Linked DNA regions of Homo sapiens: all the other regions are linked to region 2. Evidence: read pairs that join two places in POLR2A ChIA-PET (ENCODE). Cell type or tissue: PC-9. All regions are shown on one strand. Region 1 has its middle 27 kb from the start of MIR589. Region 2 holds the start of DAGLB (diacylglycerol lipase beta). Region 3 has its middle 82 kb from the start of CCZ1B.

Region 1 (8,000 bases), 980 kb after region 2:
GGGCAGGTATTTGCACAGGGGATGGCACTACGAGTTATCTGTTCCATGGTGTCTGGAGCCTCCACCACAGTGACTCAGCAGTTGGGGACTGAAGTCTCCTGGAAGCATCTTCACTCGCAGGTCTGGTGGTCAATGCTGGTGTTGACCTGGACCTCAGTGGGGCCTGTGGCCAGAACACCTCCATGTGGCCTCGTGTGGCCTCTCCATGAGACCTCTCCATGTGGCCTTGTCACGTGGCCTCTCCATGTGGCCCCTCCATGTGGTCTCTCCATGTGGTCTAAGTGGCCTCTCCATGTGGTCTCTCTACATAGGCTAGTTGGGCTTCCTCACAGCGTGGCAGCTGGGTCCCAAGAGCAAGCGTCTCCAGAAAACCAGAAGGACGGGCCCTGGCTTTGGCTGTCACATGGCATCACTTCCACACCCTGTTGACCAAGGCAGTCCCAGAAGCTGCCACAGTCAAGAGACGGGGCACAGACCCCCCACTTGCCAGGATGAGTGATGAGCTGTCATTGCAGAAGACCTCTTGGGGTGGGAGGTCATGTTGTGGCCATTTTTAGAAAGTGCGTCTTAGTGCACTGGGCCTGTTGGTGTTGGCCTTGGCCTTGCTGAGGGGCGTGCTGGGGGTGTAGTGGGGGCAGCGGCTTCAGCCCAGGTCTGGGGGAACTTGTGTTTTCCCACACACCTCCTGAGCTGATGCTCCTGCTTCATTTTTGTTTTGAGATAGGGTCTTGCTCTGTCACCCAGGCTGGAGTGCAGTGGCGTCATCCTGCTTCACTGCAGCCTCGACCTCCTGGGCTTGAGTGATCTTCCTGCCCCAGCCTCCCGAGGAGGTGGGACTGTAGGTGCGCCCCACCACACCACACAGGGTCTTACTGTGTTGCCCAGGCTGGTCTCAAACTCCTGGGCTCAAGAAATCCTCCCGCCTCAGCCTCCCAAAATGCTGGGATTACAGGCGTGAGCCACCGCGCCTGGCCATGATGCCCCTGTTTTGTGGGGGGCACTACGCCAGGGAGGCCAGAACATGCGAAGAGCCCTGAAAAGGTCAGGGGTCTGTACCTGGAGTCGACTGAGTGTGTGAAGCCGCCTGGCCTTTGTCCATGTGGCGAGCCTTTAAAGTAAAAATGAAAAGCACTTTGGGAGGCCGAGGAGGGCAGATCATGAGGTCAGGAGATCGAGACCATCCTGGCTAACACGGTGAAGCCCCGTCTCTACTAAAAATACAAAAAATTAGCCGGGCGTGATGGCGGGCTCCTGTAGTCCCAGCACTTTGGGAGGCCGAGGCAGGCGGATCACGAGGTCAGGAGATTGAGACCATCCTGGCTAACATGGTGAAGCCCCGTCTCTACTAAAAATACAAAAAATTAACTGGGTGTGGTGGCGGGCGCCTGTAGTCCCAGCTACTTGGGAGGCTGAGGCAGGAGAATGGCGTGAACCCGGGAGGCGGAGGTTGTAGTGAGCCGAGATCGCGCCACTGCACTCCAGCCTGGGCGACAGAGCGAAAAAGCCCCGGCCCGTGTGTTCCGAGGGTTTGCACTGGAAGCCTCGGGAGTCGTGGCTGGAGGAGGGCGGAAGAGCCAGCTCGAGAGGCTTTGGCTGCCCCCAGGAGCCCTGCACAGCGGCTGATTTATTGCGGGCGTTGAACTTGCAGGATAGTGGAGATGGCGTGACGGAATCCTAGCTTCGGAGCCATGGTTTGCCGTGACCCTTGCTTTGCAGATGAAGTCGGGGCGCCCGGGGGTCAGCTGCCTGCTTAAGGCCACGCAGCTAGTGGTGGTTAGCGTGTCGCACAGTCACAGAGCCCGGGTGAGATGCTGCACGCTGGGCCTCTGCTCTGCACGGATGAGGGAGGGGAGTCCCTACTCAGATACCATTGGCAAGGACACAGGGACGCCTCTGCGTGGCTGGAGCAGCCTGGGAACCCGGCCAGCCTTTCTCAGCCACCGCCATCTCCAGGCCTTGGGTGAAGGAGGAGAGCTCCCAGCCGGCCGCGCTGGGAGAGCAAAGGATGTCACCTGTGTCCCTTCACAGGTGCCGGGGGCCACTCTGCTGTGTTCCAAGCTCAGGAAGTGGACATCTCCCCCCCGGGAAGGGGACATCTCCCCCCCGGGAAGGGGAGGGGGCAGCCTCTGGGCCGGGGGTCGGAGAAGCCTCTGCGGAAGGGGCCTGGGGGTCTCCCCTTCCTTTTGTGTGTTGTGTCTTGTGTCTGCCTGCCCTGTGGAAGGCTGGCCGTGGTGACACTCAGGAGCCGGGAATGGTGACTTGCTGGCCAGGCCCTTCCTGCGGTTTCTCTGGGCAGCTCAGAACTGCGGGTTTCCCAGAGTTCCTGGCTCTCGGGTTTCGTGGCAGCTCAGGCTCCCGCGGGCACGGGTGTCTTGGGAACTCTGATGTGGAGGGTCCAGGAGCTGGGGCAGCTGCCCGGGCCTGCGCTGGGTACCCGCCTTGGGGGCAGGGTGGAGGGGTGGATGTGTGAGGGGTAGGGAGGGGCACGCCTTGGTCACGGGGCCCCTGAGGGTGGCGCTGTGTCCCCTGCCATGATGCCAGACCCCTGCTGTCCCTCTGGGGATCGGCCTCTGTGTGCCAGGCCCCCTCGGCCAGCATGCAGCTGAGCCTTGCAGAGCCTGGGGAAGATGATGGCTGGCAGGGGAGGTGCCCCAGCGTCACTGCCCGAGGCTGATCTCTAGCCCCTGCTGGGAAGGCACACGCTCCATCAGTCCCTCACCCACGCCCGCAGACTGGCACACGCACACGCATGTGCACTCACTCGTCCAACGGCCCCACGCCCACGCCCGTTCATACCCGTACACTTCAGACACTCTGACAATCACATGCCACATCCCACACTCTGACATTCACACACGGACGTTTACTCGCACACTCCGCATTCACACACACCACACCCACACACATGCCCTCGCACACACACCTGCACACTCACACTCAGGCTCATAAACCCTCTCCCGTGTCACACCCATATCACACACACACAGTTCCAGCAGTGCTCACACTTCCACATGTCCACAAACACCGCCTGAGTCCACACCTCCACCCCAGCCACACAGACACACCTCTGCTCACCCCACACGCACTCTACTTACACGGACACCCCATGCTTTCCACGGCACGCTCCCACGCTCACATCCACACACGGAGCTTCCTATATGCACACCCTTGCACGCTCACACTCACACCCACACCACACACGTTCTCATCTCCACGCAGCACCTGTGTGGATTTGCACGTACACCCCCCCCACACACACCCACACACTGATAGCTCACACATTCACACTCACGTGCACAAGTACAGATGTGCTCATTTACACACACATGCCCGTGTTCACTCATGTAGCACACACATGCTCACATAACTCACATTCTTTTAAAAAAATTTTTTTTGAGACAGTCTTGCCCTGTTACCCAGGCTGGAGTGCAGTGGCACGATCTCAGCTCACTGCAACCTCCACCTCCGGAGTTCAAGCGATTCTTCTGCCTCAGCCTCCCGAGTAGCTGGGATTACAGGTGCACGCCACCATGCCTGGCTGATTTTTGTATTTTTAGTAGAAACGGGGTTTCACCATGTTGGCCAGTCTGGTCTCGAACTCCTGACCTCAGGTGATCCACCCACTTCGGCCTCCCAAAGTGCTGGGATTACAGGCGTGAGCCACAGAGTCCACTCATAACTCATTCTTACACACATTCTTCATACATAGTCACTCAGACATGTCCACACAGATGCAGACACACACACAACCCCCACTGCTCACGCACAGTCTCCTATGTCTCATCACACCCGCACACCACACACTCTCAATTCACACACACATTCACACACCAAAACAAAGGGACTGGATTAATTTTATACACCTAGTAGTGAACACAGCCAGTTTGATTAGAGGTGAACTTAGGCCCTGGCATGTTGGCTCATGCCTGTAATCCCAGTACTTTGGGAGGCTGAGATGGGAGGATCACTTGAGGCCAGGAATTTGAGATCAGCCTGGGCAACATAGTGAGATCCTTGTCTCTACAAAAACTAAAAAGTTAGCCCGTCGTGGTGGTGCGCGTCTGTAGTCTCAGCTACTTGAGAGGCTGAGGTGGGAGGATCGTTTGAGCCCAGGAGTTGTTGTCTGCAGAGAGCCAAGATCACCACTGCACTCCAGCCTGGGCAACAGAGTAAGACGCTGTCTCAATAACTAACTAAATAAATATAAAAAGAGGTAAACTTAGTTCTATTATGTTCCTTTTCTAGAAAATGTGAAAATTTCCGAAAAGTAGAACAGAGGGAAAAGATAGTTCACACCCACGTTCTCACCCGCCTGGCAGTGCATCCGTTAATATTTCAGTTAACGTCTTTCCAGCCTTTGTTCTAGGCTCTTAAAAAATGTCTGAGGTGGCTGGGCGTGGTGGCTCACGCCTGTAATCCCAGCACTTTGGGAGGCCAAGGCGGGCAGATCATGAGGTCAGGAGATCGAGGCCATCCTGGCTGACACAGTGAAATCCCGTTTCTACTAAAAATACAAAAACAGGGCTCGGCGCAGTGGGTCATGCCTGTAATCCCAGCACTTTGGGAGGCCGAGGCGGGCGGATCACGAGGTCAGGAGATCGAGACCATCCTGGCTAACACGGTGAAACCCCGTCTCTACTAAAAATACAGAAAAATTAGCTGGGTGTGGTGGCGGGCGCCTGTAGTCCCAGCTACTCGGGAGACTGAGGCAGGAGAATTGCTTGAACCCGGGAGGCAGAGCTTGCAGTGAGCCGAGATCGTGCCACTGCACTCCAGCCTGGGCGACAGAGCGAGATTCCATCTCCAAAAAAAAAAAAAAAAAGTTCGAGGCTGCAATCATTGGATTTCGGGTCCTGCTTTTCTGCTCACACACGCAGTGCAGCCTCTTGGGTTCCTCCATCATTTTAATGACAGGGCTTTGCTGTCACAAGCTCTTTCTGCTGTCAGACAATTAGGTTGTCTCCAATGAGTCAGTCTCCTAAGGAAAGCAGCTCCCATCTCCTTAGGCTGCTGTTTCTCTATCTTTAGGATTGTTTCTTTAGAAGAGACTCTCCTTAGTGAAACGGCTGGAGCGGAGGATTAATATTTTTTGACGGGGAGGAACTTTGAGGACCCCAGAGGCGGAGCTGTGTATCAGGTGTGGCCTTAGTGTCTTTCCCTGGCGTGATCTGGCCCTCGAAACGGGAAGGACAGCTCTCAGCTGCTGCCCAAAAGGGTATTTTTATTTGCAAAGTTCCCTGATTTCTTTTTTTTTTTTTGGAGACGGAGTCTCACTCTGCCTCCCAGGCTGGGGTGCGGTGGTGTGATCTCGGCTCACTGCAACCTCCGCCTCCCAGGTTCAAGTGATTCTCCTGCCTCAGCCTCCCGAGTCACTGGGATTATAGGTGCCCACCACCACACCCAGCTAATTTTTTATTTTTATTTATTATTTATTATTTATTATTATTATTTTTTAAGACGGAGTCTCGCTCTGTCACCCAGGCTGGAGTGCAGTGGCGCAATCTCGGCTCACTGCAAGCTCCGCCTCCCAGGTTCAGGCCATTCTTCTGCCTCAGCCTCCCGAGCAGCTGGGACTACAGGCGCTCGCCACCGCGCCTGGCTAATTTTTTGTATTTTTAGTAGAGACGGGGTTTCACTGTGTAAGCCAGGATGGTCTCGATCTCCTGAACTCGTGATCCGCCCGCCTTCGCCTCCCAAAGTGCTGGGATTACAGGCGTGAGCCACTGTGCCCGGCCAATTTTTAAATTTTTAATCGAGACAGGGTTTCGCCGTGATGGCCAGGCTGGTCTTGAACTCCTGACGTCAGGTGATCCGCCTGCCTCGGCCTCCCAAAGTGCTGGGATTACAGGAGTGAGCCACTGCCTGTACATTTAAATTGATGTAAATTCTGTTGCGCATTCGTTCCCCACAAGCCCACTGAGTTTGCTTTTGTGTCCCGAGATGGGGCGACCTCCAGCTGGCTGCCTCCGGGATTGAGGATCAGGGTGATAGCTGCAAACTTTGTCACCCCCAGGAGTCCCGGGCTCCTGCCTCCCTCCTGCCTCCTGCCCAGGCCTTGGCTGGGTCGTGGCACGGCGGTGCTGTGACCGGCTGTGGAGGCAGAATAATGAGCCCCAGAGATGTCCATGCCCCAGTCCCCAGATCCCATGATTGCGGGTTCTGTGGCAGAGGGGAACGGAAGTTGCGGATCAGCGGACCTTGAGATGTGGAGAGGCTCTGGGATTATCCTGGTGGCCCAGTCCAATCACCAGGGCCGTGGAGGCAGGAGAGGAAGAGCCGAGGGCTGGTGAGGGAGAAACACGGGCAGTTGCTGGAGGGAGGACCTCTAGCAACTCTGTGTGCTGGAGAGGCCGCACTGTGTGTGAGGTCCTCCCTCCAGCCAAGGAGTGCAGGCAGATTCTAGAAGCTGGCAAAGGCCAGGAAAGGGGATCATCCCCCAGCACCTCCAGGAGGAGCACGGCCTGCACTTGACCTGAGCCCAGGGAGACCTATCTCGGACTTCTGACCCTCCAAGACTGTAAGAGATTTAACCTGCATTTCTTTAAGGCACTGTGTGGTAATTAACACCGTTTCTTCCAGATGGAAGGGTTTCTGGTGACCTCTTTTTTTTTTCTTTTCTTTTCTTTTTTTTTTTTAAATTCTCTGATGTCTTTTACCAGACTTGTTTTTTAAAAATAGATTCAGGAGGGCCAGGTGCGGTAGCTCACGCCTATAATCCCAGCATTTTGGGAGGCCGAGGCAGGCAGATCACCTGAGGTTAGGAGTTCAAGACCAGCCTGCCCAACATGGTGAAACCTTGTCTCTACTAAAAATACAAAAATTAGCTGGGCATAGTGGCTGGCGCCTGTAATCCCAGCTACTCGGGAGGCTGAGGCAGGAGAATCGCTTGAACCTGGGAGGCAGAGGTTGCAGTGAGCTGAGATTGTGCCCCTGCACTCCAGACTGGGCGACAGACTAAGACTCCATTTCCAAAAAAAAAAAAAAATTTAGGAGGTACCTGTGCAGCTTTTGTACATGGGTGTATTGTATAATCTGGGGTTTGGGCTTCCAGTGAACTCATCACCCAAATAGCGAACATAGTACCCAATAGGTAGTTTTTCCACCATTTCTCCCCTCCCTCCCTCTCTCCCCCTTTTTCCAGATTTTATTTTTGTTTATTTTTATTTTTGAGACACAGTCTTGCTCTGTTGCCCGAGCTGGAGTGCAGTGGTGTGAGGTGGGAGGACTGTTTGAGTCCAGGAGTTCAAAGCTGCCGTGAGCTATGATCGCACCACTGCACTCCAGCCTGGGCAACAGAGTGAGACTGTCTCAATCAATCAATCAGTCAATCAATCAGTCCACTTTGAGAGGCTGAGGTGAGTGGATCACTTGAGGTCAGGCGTTCCAGAAGAGCCTGACCAACATGGTGAAACCCCGTCTCGACTAAACATACAAAAATTACCTGTGTGTGGTGGTGTGCGCCTGTAGTCCCAGTTACTTGGGAGGCTGGGGCAGGAGAATCACTCAAACCAGGGAGGCGGAGGTTGCAGTAAGCTGAGATCATGCCACTGCACTGCAGCCTGGGCGACAGAGCACGACCGTCTCAAAAAAAATAATCAATAAAATCGTACCTATCATAGATCTGGTAAACAAAAAATAGTTCACAGTCTATTGATCCCAGAGAGAAGTTGCAGAAACTAGATACGATATGATCTTTTATTTTGATTGTAAGAAAGTTGTTTATTTTATTAGTATTGTTTGTTGAGATGGAGCTTCGTTCTGTCGCCCAGGCTGGAGTGCAATGGCACAGTCTCGGCTCACTGCAACCTCCATCTCCTGGGTTCAAGTGACTCTCCTGCCTCAGCCTCCCGAGTAGCTGAGATTACAGGCGCGCACCACCACAACCGGCTAATTTTTATATTTTTAGTAGGACGGGGTTTCACCGTGTTGTCCAGGCTGGTCTCAAACTCCTAACCTCTGGTGATTTGCCCACCTCGGCCTCCCAAAGTGCTGGGATTACA
Region 2 (8,000 bases):
AAAAATACAAAAATTAGCTGTGCATGGTGGCATATGCCTATAATCCCAGCTACTCAGAATGCTGAGGCAGGAGAATCGCTTGAACTCAGAAGGCTGAGGTTGCAGAACTCAGATCGCGCCATGGCATTCCCACCTAGGCCACAGAACAAGACTCCATCTCAAAAAAAAAAAAAAAGGAAATGAGGCAGGAGAATCAGGAATGAGGGTAATCAATGGTTAACAAGGGTTAAGGCATAAGCAAAAGATCAGCAGGTGCAGCCAGTTCTGGGCAAGATAAGGCAGCATAGAGGCCACATCTGCACTTCTGTGATAACAAGACAGAAGTTTCCACTTCAGCCATGAGTGTTAACCACATTCTTTCTGCTTAATGAAGACCCTAATTGAGGGGTCTCTTGAGCTGTGTGGTCTCTTGAACTTCGTGTCAATCAATCTGTGCTTTTTACGCCATTTGTTTGTCTTTTGTTGATTTGTTTTTTGTTGTTGTCGTTGTTGCTTTGTGGGGTTTTTGTTGCAATTTTTATTTATTTATTATTTTTGAGATGGAGTTTTGCTCTTGTTGCCCAGGCTGGAGTGCAGTGGTGTGATTTTGGGTCACTGCAACCTCCATCTCCCGGGTTCAAGCAATTCTCCTGCCTCAGCCTCCCGAGTAGCTGGGATTACAGGCATGTGCCACCACATCCAGCTAATTTTTAGGAGAGACGGGGTTTCGCCATGTTGGCCAGGCTGGTCTTGAACTCCTGACTTCAAGTGATCCTCCTGCCTCAGCCTCCCAAAGTGTTGGGATTACAGGCATGAGCCACCGTGCCTGGCCTAGTTTTTGTATTTTCAGTAGAGACAGGGTTTCGCCATGTTGGCCAGGCTGGTCTTGAACCCCTGACCTCAGGTGATCCACCCGCCTCGGCCTCCCCAAAGTGCTGAGATTATAGGGGTGAGTCACCGTGCCCGGCCTTGTGTTGCAATTCTCGGTTCAACGCGCAAGCCCCTGACCAACTCACAGCCAAGACTTTCCATCCAGTAACAGAAAACCTGCAGGAGGACTCTTCCTGGCAGAGGAAACACAGAATGTAGAACCCCTGGAGCAAAAATGACCCTGATGTCTTTTCAGAGGGGGAAAAGGCGGCAGGCAGTGGGGTGGGTGATAGAGGCAAATAGTAACCAGGGAGACAGATAAATGAGCCCTTACAAACTTTTGATGTGTGACTACCAGGGAAAGGCCTTTGCCAGGGGCTGGAGTGTAATTTTTTTTTTTTTTTTGAGACGGAGTCTTGCTCTGTTGCCAGGCTAGAGTGCAGGGCGCGATCTTGGCTCACTGCAACCTCCGCCTCCCAGGTTCAAGCGATTCCCCTGCCTCAGCCTCCGGAGTAGCTGGAATTACAGGCATGTGCCACCACATCCAGCTAATTTTTAGGAGAGACGGGGTTTCGCCATGTTGGCCAGGCTGGTCTTGAACTCCTGACTTCAGGTGATCCTCCTGCCTCAGCCTCCCAAAGTGTTGGGATTACAGGCATGAGCCACCGTGCCTGGCCTAGTTTTTGTATTTTCAGTAGAGACAGGGTTTCGCCGTGTTGGCCAGGCTGGTCTTGAACCCCTGACCTCAGGTGATCCACCCGCCTCGGCCTCCCCAAAGTGCTGAGATTACAGGCGTGAGTCACCGTGCCCGGCCTTGTGTTGCAATTCTCGGTTCAACACGCAAGCCCCTGACCAACTCACAGCCAAGACTTTCCATCCAGTAACAGAAAACCTGCAGGGGGGCTATTCCTGGCAGAGGAAACACAGAATGTAGAACCCCTGGAGCAAAAATGACCCTGATGTCTTTTCAGAGGGGGAAAAGGCGGCAGGCAGTGGGGTGGGTGATAGAGGCAAATAGTAACCAGGGAGACAGATAAATGAGCCCTTACAAACTTTTGATGTGTGACTACCAGGGAAAGGCCTTTGCCAGGGGCTGGAGTGTAATTTTTTTTTTTTTTTTGAGACGGAGTCTTGCTCTGTTGCCAGGCTAGAGTGCAGGGCGCGATCTTGGCTCACTGCAACCTCTGCCTCCCAGGTTCAAGCGATTCCCCTGCCTCAGCCTCCCAAGTAGCCAGGACTACAGGTGCGTGCCACCACACTTGGCTAACTTTTTTTTTAAATTTTAGTAGAGACGAGGTTTCACCATGTTGGCTAAGATGGTCTCGATCTCCTCCTGACCTCGTGATTCGCCCACCTTAGCCTCCCAAAGTGTTGGGATTACAGGCGTGAGGCACCGCGCCTGGCCTGCAATGTAATTTTATGCACAAAGTGCAGCCTTGCAAAGTCCCAGGCAGGGTGCAGGCTTTATCTGAAGGTTCACAAAGTCACCCTGGCTGCTGAAGAGGGCACAGCAGAATGAGAAAGCACAGTGGGGTGATGAGCCCAGGCAGGAGATGAAGGTGGCTCAGACCAGGGTGGGGCAGTGGGGGTACTGAAAAGCGCTCAGACTCCACCCCGCCAGCTGCAGGGTGGTTTCAGACCCTGAACTCGAGGGGTTCCTAACACGGGCTCCTTACAGCAAGGGGCACAGATGGAAGCAATGTTGTCCCATGCTTGCAAGTCTCACAGAACGGGATATGAGTCCCACACCTGCCATTGACAGCCTGGGTCTCTAGGCTAGCTAATTCCTCCAGGCCTGAAGCGTCCCTCCTTATAAAATGAAAATTTCGGTCAGGTGTAGTGGCTCACGCCTGTAATACCAGCACTTTGGGAGGCTGCGGCGGGAGGATGGTTTGAGGCCAGGAGTTCAAGACCGGCCTGGGCAACAGAGTGAGACTCCGGTCTCTACAAAAAATAGGAAAATTTATGGAGAAACCCCATCTCTACTAAAAATACAAAATTAGCTGGGCATGGTGACACATGCCTGTAATCCCAGCTACTCAGGAGGCTGAGGCAGGAGAATCGCTTGAACCCAGGAGATGGAGGTTGTGGTGAACCAAGATCGCGCCATTGCACTCCAGCCTGGGGCAACAAGAGCAAAACTATGTCTCTAAATAAATAAATAAATAAATAAATAAATAAATAAAAATAAATTAGCCGGGAGTGTGGCACGTGCCTTTGGTCTCAGCTACTCAGGAGGTTGAGGTGGGAGAGTCGCTGGAATCCAGGAATTCAAGGCGGCATTCAGGAGTTCAAGGCTGCAGTGAGTCATGATTGCGCCACTGCACTCCACCCTGAACGACAGAGCCATACGCTGCCTTAAACAAACAGACAAACAGGGCCGGGCGCAGTGGTTCACGCCTGTAATCCTAGCACTTTGAGAGGCCCAGGCGGGCGGATCACTTGAGGTCAGGGGTTCGAGACCAGCCTGGCCAACATGGTGAAACTTCGTCTCTACTAAAAATACAAAAATTAGCCGTGGTGGCGCGCTCCTGTAATCACAGCTACACCGGAGCCTGAGACAGGTGAATCGCTTGAGCCCGGGAGGCGGAGGATGCAGTGAGCCGAGATCACACCCACTGCACTCCAGCCTGGGAACAGAGCGAGACTCCGTCACCAAAAAAAAAAAAAAAAAAAAAAAAAAAAAAAAAAAAAAAAGGAAAAGGAAATATCACCAGAACGGATATCACTGCACTCTTCACGAAAAAGAAAAAGAAAATACCAGAACGGATTTCACCGACCGGCAGACCTGCAATCGACTCAGCCAGCGCCTTCCGGATCAGCGTTTCTGCGCAGGCGCAGACAGCTCCGGCGGAAGAGGCGGTGTAGGGCTCAGTGCGCTTGCGCCGATCTCGGCCTCAGCGTGAGCATGCGCAGGTCCCCGCCCTCGCTGCGTTTGCGCTTGAGCGCCGATAATTTGGTGGCGGCGTCCGGAGGGTGCTGGTTTGTTCTCGGTGAACGGCGCGCGGGGTCTCTCCTGAGTGCGAGCTACGGGACCTTCGCCATGCCGGGGATGGTACTCTTCGGCCGGCGCTGGGCCATCGCCAGCGACGACTTGGTCTTCCCAGGGTTCTTCGAGCTGGTCGTGCGAGTGCTGTGGTAAGGACGGCGGCTACGGGGGCGGTGGAGCCCACCGGAGAGGGAGCGGGGGGCGAGCTGTCCCTTGAGACGGTGACAGAAGTGGCTTCCCAAGCACTGTCGCGGTCCCAGCGCTGGCCACGCATCCTCTTATCGAGTTCTCACCACTGCCCGAAGAGGTGGGCAGTGGTGCTGTGTCCATTTGACGGATGACAAACCGAAGCCCCCAGAGTGTGTGGGCTGACCCCGGGGGACAAACAGGGGGTTTCGAAGTCCGCGCAGCAGGACGCGAGCACCCCTTTGTGTGCAGCGCCGAGACCTGGCCCTGGGGTGCCACGAGGGTGTTACCGCCGGCAAAAGCCTTGGCCTCGAGTTCTCCTTTCTTGAGGCGGGAGCAGCCACTTGTGCCCTTCCTTCCCTTTGTACGGGGCACTTGAATCTGCAACACGAAGGATAGGAAAAAATACCGAGCCGGTTGTGGCTGCATTTCGTGAGAAGCAGACAGGCTCAACATACAACGCTGTTGTCTTTCAAAGTGTGGAATCAGTGGGAAGTGGCATTGGTACCTGAAGTCTGTTCCCAGAGGATCTGTGCAGGGAATGAATCATTGTTATGCAAAAGTAGATTCTTGGCTGGGCGCCATGGCTCACGCCTGTTATCTCAGCACATTGAGAGGCTGAGACGGGAGGATTGCTTGAGGGCAGGAGTTTGAGACCAACCTGGGCAACATAGTGAGACCCCTTTTCTTTTTATTTTTTTGAGACAGGGTCTCACTCTGCTACCCAGGCGGGAGTGCAGTGGTGCGATCACCACTCACTGCAGCCTCAACCTCCTGGGCTCAAGCGATCTTCCCACTTCACTCTTCCAAGTAGCTGGGACCACAGACTCGTGCCACCACGCCCAGCTAACTTTTTCTATTTTTTGTAGAGATGGAGTCTCACCGTGTTGCCCAGGCTAGTGTCCAACTCTTGTGCTCAAGTGATCCTCCTGCCTTGGCCTCCCAAAGTGCTAGGATTACAGACGTGAGCCGCCGTGCCGGGCCTAGATCTTTTATTGTTGGCAATTATATTCCAGGCCAGGTGCAGTGATTCATGCCTGTAATCCCAGCACTTTGGGAGGCCAAGGCAGGAAGATCACTTGAAGCCAGGAGTTCAAGACCAGTCTGGGCAACATAGCAAGACCCTGTCTCTACAAAAAGAAAATTATATTCCAAAGTGAACCTTGCCTTGTTTTGGAAAATATTAACTCCTTTTATTTCTTTTTTTTTTTTTTTTTTTTTTTTTTTTTTTTTGAGACGGAGTCTCATATCGTTGCCCAGGCTGGAGTGCAGTGACACGATCTCGGCTCACTGCCACCTCCACGTCCCAGGTTCAAGCAATTCTCCTGTCTCAGCCTCTCGAGTAGCTGGGACTACAGGTGCGCACCACTACGCCCAGCTATTTTTTTTTTTTTTTTTGTATTTTTCGTAGAGACAGGGTTTCACCATGTTGATCAGGATGGTCTCGATCTCCTGACCTTGTGATCCGCCCACCTCACCCTCCCAAAGTGCTGTGATTACAGGTGTGAGCCACCGCGCCCTGTCCCCTTTTATTTCTTTGTATCATGTTCTACACAGCAGCTCCTTGGATTTCATTTCTGACCCTTCCCTTTTTTTTTTTTGCCAGGTGGATTGGCATTCTGACGTTGTATCTCATGCACAGAGGAAAGCTGGACTGTGCTGGTGGAGCCTTGCTCAGCAGTTACTTGATCGTCCTCATGATTCTCCTGGCAGTTGTCATATGTACTGTGTCAGCCATCATGTGTGTCAGCATGAGAGGTAAAAAGTAGCCTTTTCTATTTGATACCTATTTTTTTATAGCTTTATTGAGATATAATTCACATACCATACAATTCACTTCTGTAAACTTTCCAATTCAACAGTTTTTAATATAATCACAGAGTTGTGCAGCCATCACCATCATCAAGTTTATACCATTTTCTTCACTCCTGAAAGAAATCCTGTACCAGGCGGGACACAGTGGCTCACACCTGTAATCCCAGCACTTTGGGAAGCCGAGGTGGGTGGATCACTTGAGGCCAGGAGCATGAGACTAGCCTGGCCAACACAGTGGAACCCCATCTCTACGTCTCTACTAAAAATAGAGAAAATTATGTTGGTGCATGCTTGTAATCCCAGCTGCTAGGGAGCTGAGATCATGCCACCGTACTCCAGCCTGAGTGACAGAGTGGAGACTCTGTCACAAAACGGAAAGAAAGAGATCCCATACCCATTAGCAGTCACTCCTCATTTTCCCCAAACTCTCCCAACCCTAAGCATTCACTAATTTGCTTTCTGTCTGTGTACATTTGCCTATTGTGGACATCATATAAGTGGAATTTATTCACTGTGTGGCCTTTTGGTCTGGTTTCTTAAGCTTAGCATAATGTCTTCAAGATTCATCGATGTTTTAGCATGTATCAGTACTTCATTTTGATGGCTGAATAAGAGCATCGAATGAATGGACCACATTTTATTTATCCCTTTGCCATTTGGTAGGCATTTGGATTGTTTCCATTTTTCACCTATTACGAATAGTGCAGCTATGAACATTCGCATACAAGTGTTTATACAGACATGTTTTCATTTCTCTTGAGTGTGTACCTAGGAGTGAATTGCTGGATCATGTGTTAATGCTCTGTGAAACCTTTTGAGGAACTGCCAGACTTTTCCAAGCAGCTGTACCATTTTACATTCCCACCAGCAGTGTATAAGGGTTCTAATTGCCCAACGCTCTTATTATATGACTTGTTAATTATAGCCATCCTAGTGAATGTGAAGTGGTAGCTCATGATTTTGTTTTGTTGTGTTTTGTTTTGTTTTTTTGAGACGGAGTCACACTCTGTCACCCAGGCTGGAGTGCCATGGCGCAATCTCGGCTCACTGTAACCTCTGCCTCCCGGGTTCAAGTGATTCTCCTGCCTCAGCCTCCCGAATAGCTGGGGCCACAGGCCATTTGTTTTTTGTCTCATGGCTTTGAGGAACATTTCTTTGGTGACTAATGATGTTGAGCATCCTTTCATTTGCTTATTGCTCATTTGTGTATCATTTTTGCGGAAATGTCTGTTCAGATCTTTTGCCCAATTTTAGACTAGGCTATTGATCCTTTTATTTTTTATTTTTATTTTTTGAGATAGAGTCTCCCTCCGCTGCGCAGGCTGGAGTGCAGTGGCGTGCTCTCTGCTCACTGCAGCCTCCGTCTCCTGGGTTCAAGTGATTCTTGTGCCTCAGCCTCCCATGTAGCTGGGATTACAGGCACCCGCTACCACGCCTGGCTAATTTTTGTATTTTTAGTAGAGATGCGGTTTTACCATGTTGGTCAGGCTTGTCTCGATCTCCTGACCTCACGTGATCCACCCGCTTCGACCTCCCAAAGTGCTAGGATTACAAGTGTGAGTCACCGCGCCTGGTCCCTTTTATTTTTACATTGTGAGGGTTACAACTATTTTGTTGTTGTTAGAGACAGTGTCTTGCTCTGTTGCCCAGGCTAGAGGGCAGTGGCGCAATCATAGCTCACTGCAGCCTCAAATACCTGGGCTCAAGCAATCCTCTCTTCTCAACCCCCAAGTAGCTGGAAGTACAGGCACGTGCCACCATACCTGGCTAATTTTTTTTATTTTTATTTTTTGTAGAGACAGGGTCTTGCTATATAGCTTAGACTGATCTTGAACTCCTGGGCTCAGGTGATCCTCTCGTCTCGGTCTCCCAAAATGCTAGGATTACAGGGGTGAACCACCGCGTCTGATCACCTATTCTTCATATTTTTTATATGTGTTACAGTTTTCTGTAGATAACCATTTATCTGAGAATGTCTCCAGAAGTGTTGGAAACCTTCCCTGTTGGATTCCTCTGCTTCATAGGATGATGTGAGCACTGTGGTGACTAATAAAGGAATGCATTCTTAGAAATGATTCATTGGTCAGAGGCAGGGCTGTGTGACATGCCACCATCCGCCATGTTTTAGTCCTTTGTCACTGCTTGAATTGGGATGGACGAG
Region 3 (8,000 bases), 460 kb before region 2:
TTTCTTTCTTTCTTTCTTTCTTTCTTTCTTTCTCTCTTTCTTTCTTTCTTTCTTTTTCTGAGATAGAGTCTTGCTCTTGTTGCCCAGGCTGGAGTGCAATGGTGCAATCTTGGCTCACTGCAACCTCCGTCTCACAGGTTCAAGCTATTCTCCTGCCTCAGCTTCCTGAGTAGCTGGGATTACAGGCATCAGCCACCATGCCCGGCTAATTTTTTGTATTTTTAGTAGAGACAGAGTTTCACCATGTTGGCCAGGCTGGCCTTAAACTCCTGATCTCAGGTGATACACCCACCTCGGTCTCCCAAAGTGCTGGGATTACAGGTGTGAGCCACTGCACTCAGCCACCTTCCTCATTTTAAGGACTCTTGTGATTATATAAACCCCTTCCAGATAATCCAGGATAATCTCCCCCACTCAAAATCCTGAACTTAATCACATCTGCCAAGTCCCTTTTTCCATCAATGTCTGGTAACATAATCACTGGTCCTGGGGATTAAGGCCTGTGGACATCTTTGTGGGCCATTATTCTGCCTACCACATGGACCATCTTTGACTTTCTGAACCTCCACTCACTTTTCTTTTTTTTTGGTTTTTTTGAGATGGAGTTTTGCTCTTGCTGCCCAGGCTGGCGTGTAATGGTGCAATCTCAACTCACTGCAACCTCTGTCTCCCAGATTCAAGTGATTCACCTGCCTCAGCCTCCCAAGTAACTGGGATTACAAGCACCTGCCACCACACATGGCTAATTTTGTATTTTTAGCAGAGATGGGGTTTTTCCATGTTAGTCAGGCTGGTCTTGAACTCTCAATCTCAGGTGATCCACCTGCCTCAGCCTCTCAAAGTGCTGGGATTACAAGCATGAGCCACCGCACCTGGCCCCTCCACTCACTTTTCTACCTTTTCCAAACAAGCTTCTGTCCCCACCCCCCATTCCATATGGTTTCAAAATGGTTCTTGATGGCCTCCATGTTGCTGAAACTATGAGGTTGTCCTAACTGTCCTTCTTCCTGACCTTTTGGCACTGTAGACCAAACAGCTTGAGGCATGGGCAGGCAGCCTGGAGGACCAGAGCATTTGGGTGATGGCTGGTCCTCATGAGCCTGTCCTGCTGTCACCCAGCAGCCCATCCTCGAAGTTTCCTTAAACATTTTTGTTTACATATCCCAAGTGGATAACCGGGTGAGCTTTCACACAGTAAAGCACATGCACGTCATGCAGATCAAGGAACTGGGCATGGCCAGCTTGCCTGAGCACCTCATTCTCCCCTCCCTAACGCTAGCTCCTCTCCTCCCAAAGGTAATGCTATCCTGGGGATAGGGAATTTTTTTTTCCTTTTAAATAGACTTAATGTGTTAGAGAAATGAAGCAGAGGCCAGGCGCTGTGGCTCACACCTGTAATCCCAGCACTTTGAGAGGCCGAGGTGGGCACTATCACCCAGAGTCCATAGTTAACATGAGGGCTCACTCTTGGTGTTGTACATTGCATGGGTTTGGACATATGGACAATGACGTGGATCCACCATTGTAGTATCACACAGAGTAGTTTCACTGCCTTAAAAATCCTCTGTGTTTCATCAATTCATTCCTCCTTTCTCCTGACCTCTGGAAACCATGGATATTTTCGCTGTCTCCATAGTTTTGCTTTATCCAGAATGTCATATCGTTGGAATCATACAGTGTGCAGCCTTTTCGGATGGGCTTCGTTCACTTAGGAATATGCATTTAAGGTTTCTCCATGGCTTTTTGTGGTTTGATAGCTCATTTCATTGTAGTGCTAAATAACATTCCATTGTCTGGATGTGGGCCTAGGCTTGTTTTTATTTGTTTTTGTTTTTTTGGGTTTTTTTGAGATGGGGTTTTGCTCTGTTTCCCCGGCTGGAGTGCAGTGGCACAGTCTCGGCTCACTGCAGCCTCCGCCTCCAGGGTTCAAGCAATTTCCCCACCTCAGCCTCCAGCGTAGCTGGGATTACAGGGGGTTGCCACCACACCCAGCTAATTTTTTGCATTTTTAGTAGAGATGGAATTTCACCATGTTGGCCAGGCTGGTATCGAACTCCTGACCTCAGGTGATCCACCCACCTCCGCCTCCCAAAGTGTTGGGATGACAGATGTAAGTCACCACACCTGGCCGGGCCTAGGTTTTTGAAGAAGTAATTGAACTGAGTGTAGGCCAGGTTGTACTGCTGAAGTGTCTTCTTTGTACTTGGAATGTGCTAGGACAGAGAGACTTCAAAGTGCAAAGCGCCTGAAGTATCTGGCATTAGTCAATTCTATGCTCTGAGCGTCTGCCCCCAGAATACCACTCTCAGAGTTAGAATATGGCAAGGCTGGTTGGATAGGTGGGGCATGGATTGGAGGCTCAGGCCGCTGCACTACACATATAGGTCTTGATGTAAACGGTCTGGTGGAGGTCAAGTTCTGTTTAGCGGGGATAGACTATGTGACAGAGTGAAGAAAGGTAATCGTCTAAACGCAGCAAAAGTTTCATTCCCACTCATGTGACAGTCTGTGGAGCAAGAAGCTCCTCTCCTCATGAACCTAGGACCCAGGTATCTTCCATCTTGTGGCTCTGCTTCTCCAGAGCCTTGTCATTTTTTTCATCTAGCTATGGTGACAAGATCTTTTGGATAAGCCATGAATATTAAACCAAAGGCAAACTCTGAAAATTGATTTGACGTGTGGTCAGCTGCTCATTTAGCACAGTCTGGGGAATGCTGGGGTGATGGACAAGAAGGTTTTCATGAAGAGGCTGAAGAGATCTAAGTATGGGGTGCCAGCCTGGGGCACTGCAGAAGGGGCACTGGCCTAGGGGTAGCATCAAGTTGACCCTGATTTCCCTGGGGCAGGGTGTGGCTCACGACGGGGTGCAGAGAACCCACCAAGAAGGCTGGAACTTTCAGTACTCATTGATTTATGAGGGCCTGCCTCTGTGCCAGGCAGGAAGACAGTGACCAGAGGCCCAGGGCCACTGAAGGGTCTCCGCCTGGTCTCTTGGTGCCTGGGGGGTACACTGTACAAGCGATGATGTAGTTCCAAGGGGCAGGACTCTGACCCACACTCTTGGTGCCAATGTCCGTTTTGCCACTCATGTCAGATTTTGCTTCTTTAAGTGAACTTACTCAGGATAGCTGGGTTCTTGGCCATTCTTCCAGTGGTTTTCAAGGGTGACAAAAGGAGTTTCAGCAAGACAGCTAACGTTTGGATGAGCGAGCCAGGAAGTATCTGTAGCCTTCCTCTAGAGAGTACTCTGGGCTGGTGGGCGTGAGGACCCCAGTTTCATGCGCATCCATGTGAAGAGACCACCAAACAGGTTTTGTGTGAGCAACATGGCTGTTTATTTCACCTGGGTGCAGGCGGGCTGAGTCTGAAAAGAGAGTCATTGAAGGGAGATGGGGTGGGGCCATTTTATAGGATTTGGGTAGGTAAAGGAAAATTACAGTCAAAGGGGGGTTGTTCTCTGGCGGGCAGAGTGGGGGCCACAAGGTACTCAGTGGGGGAGGTTTTGAGCCAGGATGAGCCAGGAGAAGGAATTTCACAAGATAATGTCATCAGTTAAGGCAGGAACAGGCCATTTCCACTTCTTTTGTGGTGGAATGTCATCAGTTAAGGCAGGAACCGGCCATCTGGATGTGTACATGCAGGTCACAGGGGCTATGATGGCTTAGCTTGGGCTCAGAGGCCTGACGTTCCTGTCTTCTTATATTACTGAGAAAAATAAAATGAAATAGTGGTAAAGTGTTGGGACAGCGAAAATTTTGGGGGACGGTATGGAGAGATAATGGACAATGTTTCTCAGGGCTGCTTTGAGCGGGATTAGGGGCAGCGTGGGAACCTAGAGTGGGAGAGATTAAGCTGAAGGAAGATTTTGTGGTAAGGGGTGATATCGTGGGGTTGTTAGAAGAAACATTTGTCGTGTAGAATTATTGTTGATGGCCTGGATACAGTTCTGTGTGAACTGAAAAACTAAATGGAATAAGAGAAGGAGAAAAACAGGTATTAAAGGTCTAAGAATTGGGAGGACCTAGGACATCTAATTAGAGAGTGCCTAAGGAGGTTCAGCATAGCCTTGTCAGCAAAGATTATTTATTTACCTCAAGAGTTAAGAGTGGAGGCTTGGGGATAGCACCAGGAGATATCAGCTGTGATGGCTTGGAGAAACAGTGTAAACCGGCAGTGTAAACAAGAGCAGGGCATGTATGAGTAGTTGAGAATGGTGAATAGGAGTATGACTAGACAGAAGACAGTAGGGATGACAAGTTTTTTTGGGGCATAGTCTAACTTGGTCTGGTGTCTGGAATGAGACTGAGGCCTAATAAAAAGGAGCGTCTGTACAGGAGCTCAAATGGGCTGTATTTTGTAGCATTCTGAGGACAGGTCTGACTTCTGAGAAGGGAAAGTGGTAAAAGTATTGTCCAGTCCTTTTTAAGTCGGCTGAGCTTGGTGAGGTGTGTTTAACATAGCCTGCATTTGCTGGTGTGTGGTGATTAGGCCTGGTGGAACTGCCATCAATAAATCAAGCATGATCAGGATGAGGAACAGGAAAGAAGGAAATGTGGGGAAATGGGGTGAACATCAGGTGGATCAGAGAGATGCAGTCATGGGGGTCATGTATGGTATCAGGAATAATGTGGGAGGCTGGACTGAAGTCCGGGCCAGGAACAATGGTAATTGTGGGACTTAACAAAGAGTGAGTACAGCTGAAGGAGCCGGGGCGCCAGAAAGTATATGCATCAGGTATGAGGAAGAAAATAGATTTTGGAAGTTATGAGAACTGTAGAGAGTGAGTTGAGCACAGTTTGTGATTTTTAGGGCCTCTAAAAGTATTAGGGCGGCAGCAGCCACTGCACAGAGACATGATGGCCAGCCTAAAACAGTAAGGTCAAGTTGTTTGGACAGAAAGGCTACAGGGTGCGGTCCTGGCTCTTGTGTAAGAATTCTGACTGCACTAACCATGCCTAGGAAGGAAAGGAGTTGTTGTTTTGTAAGGGATTGAGGTTAGGGAGATTAATCAGACACAATCAGCAGGGAGAACACGTGTGTTTTTATGAGAATTATGCTAGGATAGGTAACAGATGAGGATGAAATTTGGGCTTGACTGAAGTAATGGGGTCTGTTTGTGAAGCCTTGTGGCAGTACAGCCCAGGTAATTTGCTGAGCCTGATGGGTGTCAGGGTCAGTCCAAGTGAAAGCAAAGAGAGGCTGGGATGACGGGTGCAAAGGAATAGTAAAGAAAGCATGTTTGAGACCCAGAACAGAATAATGGGTTGTGGAGGGAGGTATTGAGGATAGGAGAGTATATGGGTTTGGCACCACAGGGTGGATAGGGAAAACAATTTGGTTGATAAGGCGCAGATCCTGAACTAACTTGTAAGGCTTGTCTGGTTTTAGGACAGGTAAAATGGGGGAATTGTAAGGAGAGTTTATAGGCTTTAAAAGGCCATGCTGTAGCAGGAGAGTGATAACAGGCTTTAAATGTTTTAAAGCATGCTGCGGGATGGGATATTGGCGTTGAGTGGGGTAAGGGTGATTAGGTTTTAACGAGATGGTAAGAGGTGCATGATTGGTCACCAAGGAGGGAGTGGAGGTATCATATACTTGTGGGTTAAGATGGGGTAATACAAGAGGAGGATGTGAAGGAGGCTTTGAACTGGGGTAAAATGTGGCAATGAGGTGTGGCTGTACCCAGGAATAGTCAGGGAAGCAGATAATTTAGTTAAAGTGTCTCGGCCAAATAAGGGAACTGGGCAGGTGGGGATAACTAAAAAGGAGTGCTTAAAAGAGTGTTGTCTAAGTTGGCACCAGAGTTGGGGAGTTTTAAGAGGTTTAGAAGCCTGGCTGTCAATACCCACAACAGTTATGGAGGCAAGGGAAACAGGCCCTTGAAAAGAAGGTAGTGTGGAGTGGGTAGCCTCCGTATTGATTAAGAAGGGGACGGACTTATCCTCCACTGTGAGAGTTACCTAAAGCTCGGCATCCATGATGGTCTACGGGGCTTCCGAGGCACTCAGGCAGCGTCAGTCTTCAGCCGCTAAGCTGAGAAGGGGTCAGTCAGAGAAGCTTGGGCCAGAGTTCCAAGGGCTCTGGGAGCAGCTGCCAGTGAGTTGAACAGTCCGATTTCCAGTGGGGTCCCGCACAGATGGGACGTGGCTTAGGAGGAATCCCGGGCTGCGGGCATTCCTTGTCCTGGTGGCCAGATTTCTGACACTTGTAGCAAGCTCTTGGGGGAGGATGTTGCGGAGGAACGCCTGGCCACTGCGGTTCAGGCATTTGGAAGTTCTTGTGTGCTGGAGATGTGGCTGGGATTTGTCTCACAGTGGAGGTAAGGAATTACAACTTTTTTCTATTATTGTACACCTTGAAGGTGAGGTTAATTAAATCCTGCTGTGGGGTTTGAGGGCCAGAATTTAATTTTTGGAGTTTTATTTAATGTCGGGGGCAGATTGGGAAATAAAATGTATATTGAGAATTAGACGGCCTTTTGACTTTTTAGGGTCTAGGGCCGCAAAGCGTCTCAGGGTTGCTGCCGAACAAGCCGGGAACTGGGCTGGATTTTTATATTTGATGAAAAAGAGGCTAAATGCTATCTGATTTGGGATAAAGAAAAAGGAGCATTAACCTTGACTATGTCTTTAACTCCAGGCACCTGTTTAAGAGTAAATTGCTGGGCAGGTTGGGGAGGGCTAGTCATGGAATGAAACTGTAAGCGGGACCCGGTGTGAGGAGGGGAGGTGATAAAAGGATTATAGGGTGGAGGAGTAGAGGCTGAGGAAGAATTGGGACCTAGCTCATCCTGGCGAGGAGCAGCCTGGGGAGGAGGGGAGAGGTCAGATGGGTCTGTAGAAAAGGAAGATTAGAAAGACTCAGCAATGCTTGGGTTTGGGACGGAGGGGACAGGTGGGAGGGAAAGGAGGAAGATTTGGGATGAGTTGCTTTGGGCACAGACTAGGAAGGGACTGATGTGTGAAAGAATGCCTGGAAGTCAGGCACCTCAGACCGTTTGCCTATTTTACGGCAAGAATTATTTAGATGTTACAGGATGGAAAAATTGAAAGTGCCGTTTTCTGGCTATTTGGAACTACTGTTGAGTTTGTATTGGGGTCAAGCAGCATTGCAGAAGAAATAAGATGCTTAGATTTTAGGTCAGGTGAGAGTTGAAGAGGTTTTAAGTTCTTAAAAATACAGGCTAAGGGAGAAGAAGGAGGAATGGAGGGTGGAAAGTTGCCCATAGTGAAGGAAGCAAGCCCAGAGAAAAGAGAGAGTAGAGACACGGAGGGAAGGGGTTCGGGGGTTCTTACTCTCCAGAAAAGTGGGAAAGGGGTGGGGGCGCAGAGATATGAGGTCCAGGCATGGAAATAAGGGATTGGGGTGCAGAGATATAAGAGGTCAGGGTGTGGAAATAAGGGATTGGGGCACAGAGAAAAGGGGTCGGGGTGCGGAAATAAGGGATTGGGGTGCAGAGGTACGAGGTTGGGGTACTTGTACCTCCCCCAGAAAAGTGGGACTTGCCACTAAGGGTGAAGGAGAAGGGGTTGAGCGGTACTTGCCCCTCCCCCAGAAAAGCAGAGAAGGGGTAGAGACACGGAGAGAAGGGGTTGGGGTACTTGTGCCTCCCCCAGAAAAGCGGGACTTGCCGCTAAGGGTGAAGGACCAAGGCAGGCGTCCCTGGGTGGTCTGACACCTTTGAAACGTGGTTGAATAATCAGGCATCCCTGCAATGATTAAACACCAAGGGAAATGTGCCTTCTCAGTCCATGACCGGTGCCAGAGTTTTGGGTCCATGGATAAAACGTGTCTCCTTTTTCTCTACTAGAAAATGAAAGGAATTGAAATTAAGAGAAGGGAGAGATTGAAGACTGGAAAGGAGAAAGTGGTTGATGGACAGAGAGAGGTTGGAGAAGAGAGTAAGAAGAGGCCGCTTACTCGATTTAAAATTGGTGAGATGTTCCTTGGGCTGGTGGGTCTGAGGACCTGAGGTTGTATGTGGATCTTTTTCATGGAGC

What was found. Peaks named below come from ENCODE experiments on the same cell type or tissue, not always from the same donor. Only the 100,000 strongest peaks of a DNase experiment are listed, where the experiment ranks them.
Region 1: POLR2A ChIA-PET joins it to region 2 with 13 read pairs; 2 of 35 experiments call an interaction of 5 or more read pairs at or near these places.
Region 3: POLR2A ChIA-PET joins it to region 2 with 24 read pairs; 2 of 35 experiments call an interaction of 5 or more read pairs at or near these places.

What each region holds. Positions count from the first base shown.
Region 1 is chr7:5,464,805-5,472,804 of GRCh38, reverse strand. It overlaps a transcript of FBXL18 not described here. Among named protein-coding and RNA genes, the nearest start is that of MIR589, 27 kb to the left of the region's middle. In PC-9, no CTCF peak of the experiment used is centred here; no DNase peak of the experiment used is centred here.
Region 2 is chr7:6,443,735-6,451,734 of GRCh38, reverse strand. It overlaps DAGLB (diacylglycerol lipase beta), which reads left to right and starts at 3,781. Exons shown (of 15, transcript NM_139179.4): 1 at 3,781-3,987; 2 at 5,631-5,782. The coding sequence starts at 3,893. RefSeq lists an enhancer at 3,524-3,573. In PC-9, a CTCF peak has its summit at 3,658; DNase peaks (open chromatin) are centred at 3,174, 3,704, 4,554, 7,904 and 1 weaker place; H3K4me3 peaks cover 1,986 bases; H3K27ac peaks cover 4,035 bases.
Region 3 is chr7:6,904,269-6,912,268 of GRCh38, reverse strand. No RefSeq gene overlaps it. Among named protein-coding and RNA genes, the nearest start is that of CCZ1B, 82 kb to the right of the region's middle. In PC-9, no CTCF peak of the experiment used is centred here; no DNase peak of the experiment used is centred here.